Linked DNA regions of Homo sapiens: all the other regions are linked to region 2. Evidence: chromatin contacts called from ENCODE Hi-C or POLR2A ChIA-PET data. All regions are on one chromosome and are shown on one strand. The core of a region is the stretch at or near the end of the contact, and the rest is flanking DNA. Distances in the headings are between cores, read along the strand shown.

What was found. A loop is a pair of places that touch in the nucleus more often than their neighbours do. ChIA-PET counts read pairs that join two places held with the same protein, here RNA polymerase II (POLR2A). Pooled maps may share reads with other maps.
Region 1: a map of naive thymus-derived CD4-positive, alpha-beta T cell shows a loop between it and region 2 (9-fold over the local background). The contact joins two enhancer-like sites. A Hi-C loop is called at or near these places in 2 of 168 maps with a recorded cell type or tissue (both naive thymus-derived CD4-positive, alpha-beta T cell) and 7 of 50 pooled maps. POLR2A ChIA-PET finds 5 or more read pairs at or near these places in 2 of 52 experiments (activated B cell and naive thymus-derived CD4-positive, alpha-beta T cell).
Region 3: a map of naive thymus-derived CD4-positive, alpha-beta T cell shows a loop between it and region 2 (8-fold over the local background). The contact joins two enhancer-like sites. A Hi-C loop is called at or near these places in 1 of 168 maps with a recorded cell type or tissue (naive thymus-derived CD4-positive, alpha-beta T cell) and 6 of 50 pooled maps. POLR2A ChIA-PET finds 5 or more read pairs at or near these places in 3 of 52 experiments (Panc1, activated B cell and activated T-cell).

The regions. Positions count from the first base shown.
Region 1 is chr11:128,756,590-128,759,730 of GRCh38, reverse strand. FLI1 (Fli-1 proto-oncogene, ETS transcription factor) reads right to left here. Exons shown (of 9, transcript NM_002017.5): 2 at 1,405-1,616. Among named protein-coding and RNA genes, the nearest start is that of SENCR, 62 kb to the right of the region's middle. RefSeq lists enhancers at 989-1,489, 1,490-1,990, 2,047-2,306. Within about 2 kb of position 1,835, at least 8 of the 41 ENCODE cell types and tissues checked have a DNase peak (open chromatin) inside an H3K27ac peak, as active enhancers do.
Region 2 is chr11:128,193,598-128,196,966 of GRCh38, reverse strand. No RefSeq gene overlaps it. Among named protein-coding and RNA genes, the nearest start is that of LINC02098, 13 kb to the left of the region's middle. Within about 2 kb of position 1,711, at least 4 of the 41 ENCODE cell types and tissues checked have a DNase peak (open chromatin) inside an H3K27ac peak, as active enhancers do.
Region 3 is chr11:128,774,679-128,777,826 of GRCh38, reverse strand. The region is part of intron 4 of FLI1 (Fli-1 proto-oncogene, ETS transcription factor); the gene reads right to left. Among named protein-coding and RNA genes, the nearest start is that of SENCR, 80 kb to the right of the region's middle. RefSeq lists an enhancer at 494-1,099. Within about 2 kb of position 1,571, at least 6 of the 41 ENCODE cell types and tissues checked have a DNase peak (open chromatin) inside an H3K27ac peak, as active enhancers do.

The sequences.
Region 1 (3,141 bases), core at 586-3,085, 560 kb before region 2:
AATCTCAAAGAGAACACTGACATCCCATCCTAAAGCATTTCCTGTGCCACCTTTCTGCGGCTGCTCACAGCACCAGCCTTTAAAATGTGCAGGCTTTAGTCGCCTTTGATTCTTTCCTGTCATGCACCCCCTTCATTCACACTTTACTCACCTAAGCCCTGTTAATCATCTCTTTGCTATCGCCCTTATGTATCTGTCCTTTTCACTTTCCAAAATCACTATCATCACTTAGTTCCGAACTTCATTATTTCCTATCTGGGATATTTTACTAACTTCTTCACTTGTCTTTCTGACTCTCCCATCCTACCGTCTGTGCGCAAGGACTGTCAGCTCGCTAGTCTTAAGTCACTGCTCTGATGAGGTTAAATGTCACGTCTGTGCTCAAAGTCAGCCTCTGGGTTAAATGTCACATCGGTGCTCAAAGTCAGCCTCTGGCTGTGGAATAAATGGCACATGTTTTCAGCCTGCCATTCAGGGCCCTCTGTTGCTTTTTATTTTCATCTCTTTGTGCCTTTGGCCCAGTAGATTATCTGATATTTTGTGAATAAGACTGATGTTCTCTGTCTTTCAAGTCTTTGCTCATAACAATCACTGTCACTATAGAGCACTTTCCTAACGCGTCTCAGGCACCATCCCAGGTCCTTTCCCTGAGGCATCAGAGTAACGCTAGAGTAAGGACCATAAGGAAGTGAATATCCCAGTCCTGTTTGAGAAGGGAGAAAGCTGGTGCTCTGAGGGGTTTCGATGACTTGCCCAAGGGGCAGAGGCAGGACGCAAAACTGAGGCCGCCTGTCCACTGTCCTCTTCCATGACCCTGTGATTTTCTCTCCCTGGACCCTCCTGTCTCCATTTCTACAAGCAAAGCCCGAACTGACCCAGTATTGTACCCACTTCATGCACGCCTTCCAGGTGCCTGCCCCCTCCCAGACACAGTGAGCCCCCACAGGAAGGTAGACACCTTCCTCATCCCTTCTCCACTCTTACTAAAGAATGGTTTGGTCACCTTTGCTCTGCTGAGACCTGCCCAGAGGGGTTAAGTATCTTCAACAGGACAGGGAAGAGTAGCTTATTGCTAAGCTGTCCCCAACAGGACTGGACCTGGGCCTGGGATTAACAAGAAATAAGTGTTCCACGAGTGTCTGCATAGGCGCTTGGGGCCTGACTCCTACCTGGCCTCTGAGGGCTTCGTGGGCCCCAGAGAGGCAGGGGGGCTTCCTAGCCCTACTCCACCCCATCATCAGTCTGTGGCCCTCTCTGCCTTAGCTCTCTAGGGACTGACACAGGCTTCCTGGCCCAGCTCTAGAGCCCCATCTGCTGCAAAAACCTTAAGTGCCAGAAGCCACTTGCTGCAGATCTGGCGACTTTGTGCCTTCCCCCAATCCTGCACAGGCCTGGTGAGCTTACCTGGATCCATTCATGTGGTCATACTCCCGCTTGACGTTGACCCTCACTGGCTGATTGATCCACTCCTGCTGTGGTGGGAGGGGGTTGATCTTGTGGGGCTGCCCGTAGTCAGGACTCCCCGAGGCAGTCATGTCGGCCTTGGGGAGATGGGCTGCCGCTCCGTACGCTGAGTCAAAGAGGGACTGGTCGTCGCTCACCACCGACAGAGCCTCCTGCAGGGCCAGAGAAGAGACAGAAAGCCCAGTGTCACTCTTCACCCAAGCAAGTGACACTCTTGCTTTGAGCTGGCAAGGTGGCCCAGGGCTGCCCCAGGACAGCTTGTCTGGAAGTTCCTGTTTGACTCACACTCCAGGGGGCAGGTTTGCCCTTATGCAAACCAGATGGGTGTTTGCAGGTTACCTGGGTGAGGAGGGACTTTGGGCAGTGGAGTGGGGATGGAGGAATCATGAAAGTGGGTTTGTTTATTGGTTCTGTAGTCTGGGACCCCCAAAAAGGAGGGTGGGGATAGGGAGGCCAAGAATAGTGGTGACTTGGCATGGAATATAGTATTGTGGTGGTGTGTGAATGCTAGATTTTTCCAGGCATAAGCAGAAATGCCTCTTACGAGCTGAGTGGAGTCATCAGCAATGAAGGGGAGATGAGATCCAGCATTTATTTTCCAGGCAAGGCCAGTGAGATCCACCCAGAGAGGCTAGGTGTGCTGCTCAAGGTCACACAAGGGAAGGGTGGTGCCCATGGCTGTGGCCAGGCCAATTTCAGTTTCCTTATTTGTAACAGGGATAAAAATAGTTTTAGCACAGAGTCGATAGGTGGATTAAATGAGAAGATCTGGTGTGGGGGTGTAGCTTGTAAGAAATGCTCAGTGGTTTGCTGAGGGCCCTCTAGGAGGTGCTGGTGCATCCTGTAGATCTCAATGTTGATGACTCAGCCAGCCAAAGGACGAAAGAGGAACCTCAGACACGTGAAGTGCCAGTCAGGGCAAGACCCTCCAAAAGAGGTTGTTGGGTCCTCCCACTCATATTATCCCATCACTGACTTGGGTGTGACTTTGGGAGATCATGGATTAAGAAAAGAAGCCTTGGCCAGGCATGGTGGCTCATGCCTGTAATCCCAGCATTTTGGGAGCCTGAGGTGGGAGAATCTATTGAGTCCAGGAGTTCTAAACTAGCCTGGGCAATGTGGCAAAACTGTGTTTCTACAAAAACAGAAAGAGAGAAAGAAAGAAAGAAAGAAAGAAAGAAAGAAAGAAAGAAAGAAAGAAAGAAAGAAAGAAAGAAAGAAAAAATTAGCTAGATATGGTGGCATGTGCCCAGCTACTTGGGAGGCTGAGGTGGGAGGATCACTTGAGCCCCGGAAGTAGAGGCTGCAGTGAGCCGTGATCGTGCCATTGCATTCAGCCTGGGCGACAGTCTCGAAACAACAACAACAACGACAACTAAAAAACTTTGCACATTCCGGAGATCTGCTACCAATCAAAACATGAGGGTAAGAGTCTCCCATTATTCCATGTCTCATCGAATCACAGGCATCCAAGGTCAGGGACCAGGGCATAGTGTTCACTACAGTCACATAATTACACCAAAGTAAGTCTTCAGAGAAGATGGTAGTCATCTATAATTGATCTATAATCTATATAATCAATAATTATATAATCTATAATTGTGATAATAGTTGTGATAATACATGCAAAGTACTTAGAAGTCTCTGGCACATAGTGAGTCACACTCAGAACATGTT
Region 2 (3,369 bases), core at 462-2,961:
CAAATCCTAAAGAAATGTGGAACACATTTCTTCCCAGCCTAATGAAAAACAGAATCTTTTACAAATTGTGAATCCACATGTGGGAACTCAGGAGTTTGTATACCGATGTGTGTGAATGTATGATTGTGCAAAGAATTAGACTCCGTTGCGAACACCATCTCAACAGTTCTGCTCACCAAGATCCCTAAGGCCTTACTTAACATTGCATTTTTAATTTACATTACCATTAAAACCTTTTATTGTGTTGTTTAATTCAAGAAGGTCGCTGAATCCATCAAAGTTTCTCATAGATTGACACATGCTCTGGCAATCCATGGAAGTGTCCTTCATGAAGGTTTTCATTACTTTGTGTTTCTGTTATTATCTGCAGACATCTTTCTGTAGTCTGTGATACATTAGGAGTTCAAAAAGAGAAGGTGGCTGCAAGTGTGCTTTACAGTTTGACCAGATGTGTAGCCAGTGTCATGAAATACATCCAATTATACTATAAATAGAGGGCAGAGGCTTACTATTTACCACTTGGTGATTAATAAAATGTGCAGAATGCTGAGACATATCTCACTCCCTATTACTCAATTACTATAACCACTCTTCTTCCAGAAAAAGACAAGTCTTGCAGATGTTAGAGAATGGATTTCATAATGGAAGTCTCTTTAAAATAGCCTGAAAAAAATGGAGCTTAGATTGCAAACCAGAAGAGGCTGGATTTTTCCTCTTTTTTTCCAAAAGTAATAAAACTGCAGACAATAAAGATATTCAAATAAATAAAACAAATCTCTGATTTCACTAAATATTCTCTAAAACTGAAGGTAGAAACCTACACATACATTGTGAAAAATTTGCTCTTGCAATTGGGCTACAGAATGTCCTATAAAATTTACAGCAAAAAATATATTAATCTGTAGTTGTTAAGAAAATTACCTGTCTTATGTGAAAAGTTTTCTATTTTCTTTCTCCCTGTGGTTTCAGGTTTAGACAGTAAGGACGTTTCTCTATTTGAATTTCATGTAGGCTCATATCCAGTAGAAGGTGAATCATGTCTCATATCATGTGGGAGAGCTAGTAAGTTAATTAAAGTGGTTAAGAACTTGGAGAGGGCAAGAAAAAATAATATATATATATATTTTTTATATACAATATATTTATTTTAAATATATACATATATATATATAAATGTAAATATACATATATTTATCTGATAGATACTGGAAATTAAAAATCCAGAGAAATATATGTTGCATTTTTGGGTGGCTGAATGAATGTATACACTTTGTTGATGAAGTGCTTTCCACTGTAAACTTTAAGCCAGGCACTAACCATTTGCCTGCTCCCACACTGAGACCCAGGGCAGGCACGTAAACAGAAGTACAAACTTCCCAGAACAAAATTCCTGCTGAGGATGCAGGGATTATTTATCTAAATTCAAAATAAATCCAGAGTCTATGTTTGTCTAACAGCCTGGACAGACATTCACCCATTCTCTGCTCCCTCACCACCTCAGTTTTTTTTTTTTTTTTCCTGGTAGAATTAAATATTGTCATTTTCTGAACATGATGATTGATGCTTGGGTGTTTCTTTCCTGTGGCTGGCCTTGGCTGTACCGATCTCTCACTTCCCCAGCTGTTTCCTATGTAACTGTTACATAAGATTACTCTTGCCTCTGCTCACTCCTTTACTGCGGGAACCGTTGTGGTTCAGTTGCGTCCAAATGCATTTCAGGGCAAGGCAGTATAATAGAAGCAGGAAGAGATGGCTTTTTGAATTGGTGTACAGCAAAGCCAAGTGGAAAGTAAAGAAATTACATAACAGATTTGAAATATGTTGAGCGATATTTTGGAAAATTATGAACTGGGGAAGACTTTGTGCTTATCTCTATTGAATTTCCACTACCATTGACTTCAAGTGTTGTTTAGACATCGCTGATATTTAAAGATGATATATCTGAGTGCAAAGACTACTGTGATAAATTCATTGATTTACAGCCACTTTCTGTTAGCTATTTAATTATACCTTCCCACTTCTTTTGTGTATTTCTTTATCATATAGGACATTTCTGAGCACTTGGATATAGTCACTTGCAGTTGGGGCTCTGTCTAAGATCTGACATGCTTTAAGAGTTGATGATGGATGAGGGAAAAGATGTTTGTTGAACCTTTCATATGTTTCTGGAAATAAACAACAAAACAGAACAAAATAGATGGGCAAGAAGAGAAGAGACAGAGGGAAGAAGAGGAAAAGAAGAGAAGGGAAGGGAGGAAGGAAGGAAAGAAAGGAAGGAAGAGCGGGAGGGAGGGAGGAAGAAAGGAACTGTGTCAATATACTTATGGAGAAAGTTTCCAGAAATAACCACCATATGTGGCTACATGAACCACCCCTGGGACTATTGCCATTTGGTTAAAAAATGAATATGTTACTTGAGTAAGGGACACAGTCTCAAGTTCTGATTCAATAAATTGGCATTAGGGTGAAAAATACCTATTAACTTATGTTGCTGCCTTCTCTTTAAAAACAAAACAAACAAAACATAACAAAACAAATGATCCTGTAGTATTGACCTTTGGGGCTCAGTACAACCAGATTTCAAAATATCTCAAGCTTGAAGGCTCCCACCATTTCCCTCAGAGACTATTTCATCATCCAACTGATCTAAAACATAAGGAAGTTTTTTCCAGTTATTATTCCCCAAGTTCCTTTTTTTCTAAATGTCATCCTATTATTTACACTATTTCATTGTGCTTTATTTTTATACCTTGGATTTTATAGCCACCAAGGACTGGAAGATGGCTGGTCATTTAACCCTCTTTATGCAACCTTTTGCCAAGAGAACACAAAAGAGTTATTAAGTTGTGCATTATGGAGATTTGTAAAACCTACTCATAAATCAAGAATCCTTGGGGACAGGGATATGATAAAAGGAAAATTGCCTTTTACATTTACTTTTCTTTTTTCGTTTCAAACCCTTCTACCAACTGAGGTGTCTGCCGATGTTCTGATAGATAGAAACACTAGGGTGTGAATGAAAGAGCCATAGCCTGTCAGGGCAGGAAGGAAACCTCCCTAAACACGATCTAAACCAATTCCTTCATCGCCAGGAGCTTCTCACATATTTCTGTCAAGTCATCATTCATACTTCACTAGCAAGGGATATGAATGGAGAAAGATAACTCCATAAAATAAGCAAATTACCAGATACAAAGGCACAGTTCTCATCTTCCATGCGATGGAGCCACATCCCCTGGCCTGAAAGAACAACAGCAACCACAAAACTCAGATGAGGAGTTCTAGAAATTAAATGTCAACCTCATTTAACTCTCATATCATAAAGTGGATTTATCTCCACTTCAAAATCAGAAAATAGGATTAGAGAGT
Region 3 (3,148 bases), core at 322-2,821, 580 kb before region 2:
TGCCAAAGCCTTTGTCTCCTGCCTCGCTGTGACCATAGAATTCACCAGTGCCCCCTCACAGCCAGCCTATTGAATCCAGGTCTCTCTTTTCTCTGGGCTGCACTGCTATATCAACAGCTCTGGCTGAGTGTGCAGGAGCGGGAGGGTGCAAGGCTCTGGGATCTTTAAACAACAATCCTGGCTGACTACTGGGTCCAGGGAAACCTGGCCTTTTGTTCAGCTGGCATTCTGTTCTCCTTCACCAGTCAAACCCAGGCCTGGAAGTGATAAGATTGCACCAGCTTAATTGCCCAGACTCAAAACCTCTGCCCGACCATCTGAGGCTGCAGGTGGAAAGACCAGAAAATGCAAAATGTGTTTTCCATTAAAGTTTAAATTAAAAATGGGAATGAAGATAGACACCCTTTCCGTGGTCTCCCGGTCGCGCAGTTTCATTCTTTTGAGCAGCCACTGTTTGAAGACGCAGTTTCTTAGTGTTTTTTTTTCCAGGTCAGACCCAGATTGACATACAAAACGAACTTGTTTGTAAAACTTAAAAAAGGCTCTTTTTCTTTCTGCCTCCCCACCTCCCCCGGGGCCTCGGGGCTCCCAGCCTTGCGCAAACTCCCCCCAGCGGCCCTGAGCCTGAACTGCCAGCCCGGCGCCCTCCGTTTCTTCGAGGTCCTTCCCCGCCTTGGCCTGAGAAGGGACAAATCTCGTTCCCGCAGCAGCTGCTGCGAAGGCTCCTCTGCCACACGGGGTGTGTCCGGGAGAGATACTGGTGGGGCCGACAGTCAGGCCCAGAGAAGGACAAAGTTAGCGTGGTGATAGGTTTGGCTTAATCGGCCTCCTTCCAGGAGGCCACAGGAAAGTTTTTGGAAAGCATTTATCTCTTGGTACAAATGACAACAGAAAATGCTGTGGGGGAAGTGGCCGGGCTGCCCACGTGGAAGGCCGGGAGTGAGGCTGCCTTGCCTGTGTGGCGCAGGCTGGCTTGCTGTCTCCAGGGCCGGGGGAACGTCGGCAACGCGAGGCCAGGGACTGGGACTCCAGAGGCCCTAGTCTGAGATGCCAGGTGCTCTCAATCGGCTGGATGCCTTTGAACCAATTTCTGAAGCTGTCTGGGCCTCAGTGGGTTCAGCTTCAAAATGGGTACTGTAGATAGTTGTCCACAAGGGGGCAACCTTTTTTCCTCTGAAGACAGAGCCTCGGTCTATCGCCCAGGCCAGAGTGCGGTGGTGCGATCTCAGCTCACTGCAGCCTCCCCCTCCCGCATTCAAGCGACTCTCCTGCCTCAGCCTCCCAAGTAGCTAGGATTACAGGCGCCCACCACCACACCTGGCTCATTTTTGTATGTTTAGTAGAGACGGGGTTTCACCACGTTGGCCAGGCTGGTCTCCAACTTCTGGCCTCAGGTGATCCACCCGCCTTGGCCTCCCAAAGTGCTGGGATTGACAGGTGTAAACCCTGGAGTTTCCCAGGACTCATGGGAATTACCCCCAAGAACCGTGGCCACCCCAGCCATCACAGTCCTCCTTGCATTTCCTGTGGTGGTGGGGGGGAGGGGTGGGCGCCTGTGTGGCGTGTGACACAGCTCCTCTGGCACAGCTGACACGCCCAGGTGTGAAGAACAAGCACCTCCCTAGCATGCCTGGCCATCAGACAGGGTCTGTAGGGGCACAGGGAACTGCTATTTCTTCTCTACCCTGGAAAATACATTTGCATTTAAAATGTAAAAGTCTAGCTCCCCTCCCAAACCACCAGAATAAATAGTCAAGCACCTTTTGTGAAATGTAAATTTGATGCCAAAGCTTCTTATCCTATGAAGTTTTCCTTTTTCTAGACTTTCTATAAAGCCCAGAAAGATTAGATCAGAGAAGTGCCACCAACTTGGACTCTACTGACTTCCAACCAGCCACAGTCTCAGGTCCCCGATTCTGCTCTATCAACTTTCCTTCACCCTGCAGTACTTCCTCCACCGGAGTGAAGGATCTCAGCTATTTTCCATCCATCTCTTGCTAAAGTGGAAATATCTGAGCCCCACCTTCCTCTCCAATGAAAGGACAAGATGATAAAGCACAAAGAATCAGCACCCTCTCCCCTTGCCTTGACTCATCGCCTCAAACTCTCCACAAGCACTGGCCTTCCTCCTAAGCACAGAACATCCACTGGAAGTCAGTCTGGAAAAACAATAAAGTGTTTGAAGGCTTTAAAAGCGTTTAAAGTGCTGGTTGTCACGGGGGAGTTCCCAGCAATCCAGAGCAGAAACAGAGCAGACACGATCGCCAGCCCATGGCCTCCTGCAGGCGCTTAGCAGCCAGCCACCACCTCACACTAGAGGGTCCCCAAGGCTGGAACCCCAAGGTAGACACCAATTAAAAAGCAGCATGAATCTAAAAGCCTTTTGCCTGACAGTGGATCATTTTAAGTCTAGGTTCCTCAAAAGGATATTTCAATACCATGTTGGGGCAAGTTTTTTTTTTTTTTAATTTAACACGATTATTTTAATTTTTTGCTTTCGCAGGCAGACATGGTTTTTCTATCAGTGCACAGACCACTTTATAATGAGCTTTTCCACCCAACATTGTATCCTAAGCACTTCTCATGGTGTTTCCCAATAATCATTTCAATGGCAGAACAACTACTTCCCATCTTGTGGATGTACTACTGTTCGCCACCATCCTCCACTCTGGATATCTGCCCTGCATTTTCAAATGTCTTCAGTATACAAGCTGGATTCCACCTCCTCTCCACTCTGGAAATATGCTCCACTAATAAGTCCCTTTTGGGAAACCTAATATTTTTATTGATTTGGGGGCACTTTCTGTCTATAAATATTCTTAAAAAGAAAGAAGCAATTTGCTTTTTCTTGCCATGCTATACCCCCCAAAATGCCATCCTCTGCACCTCCACTTCAACCTTGTTATCTGCTCTTCTCCAATAGAAGGTCTCTCTACTGGCGACCAGTGACCACCTTCTCAGGCATTTGTCTCACTTCAGCATCTGTGTTCCCATTGTTCGGTGGCAGGAAGTACTAGGGGACCTTGGGCTGTTTATGGACTGGTTAGGGCCCCGGGGTCATATGGCATGAATGGGCTTTCCCCACATGGAGAGAATGCCTTGAACATTCTCCCAACAAGGGCATCCGCCGAAGAGTCTCGAAGCACTG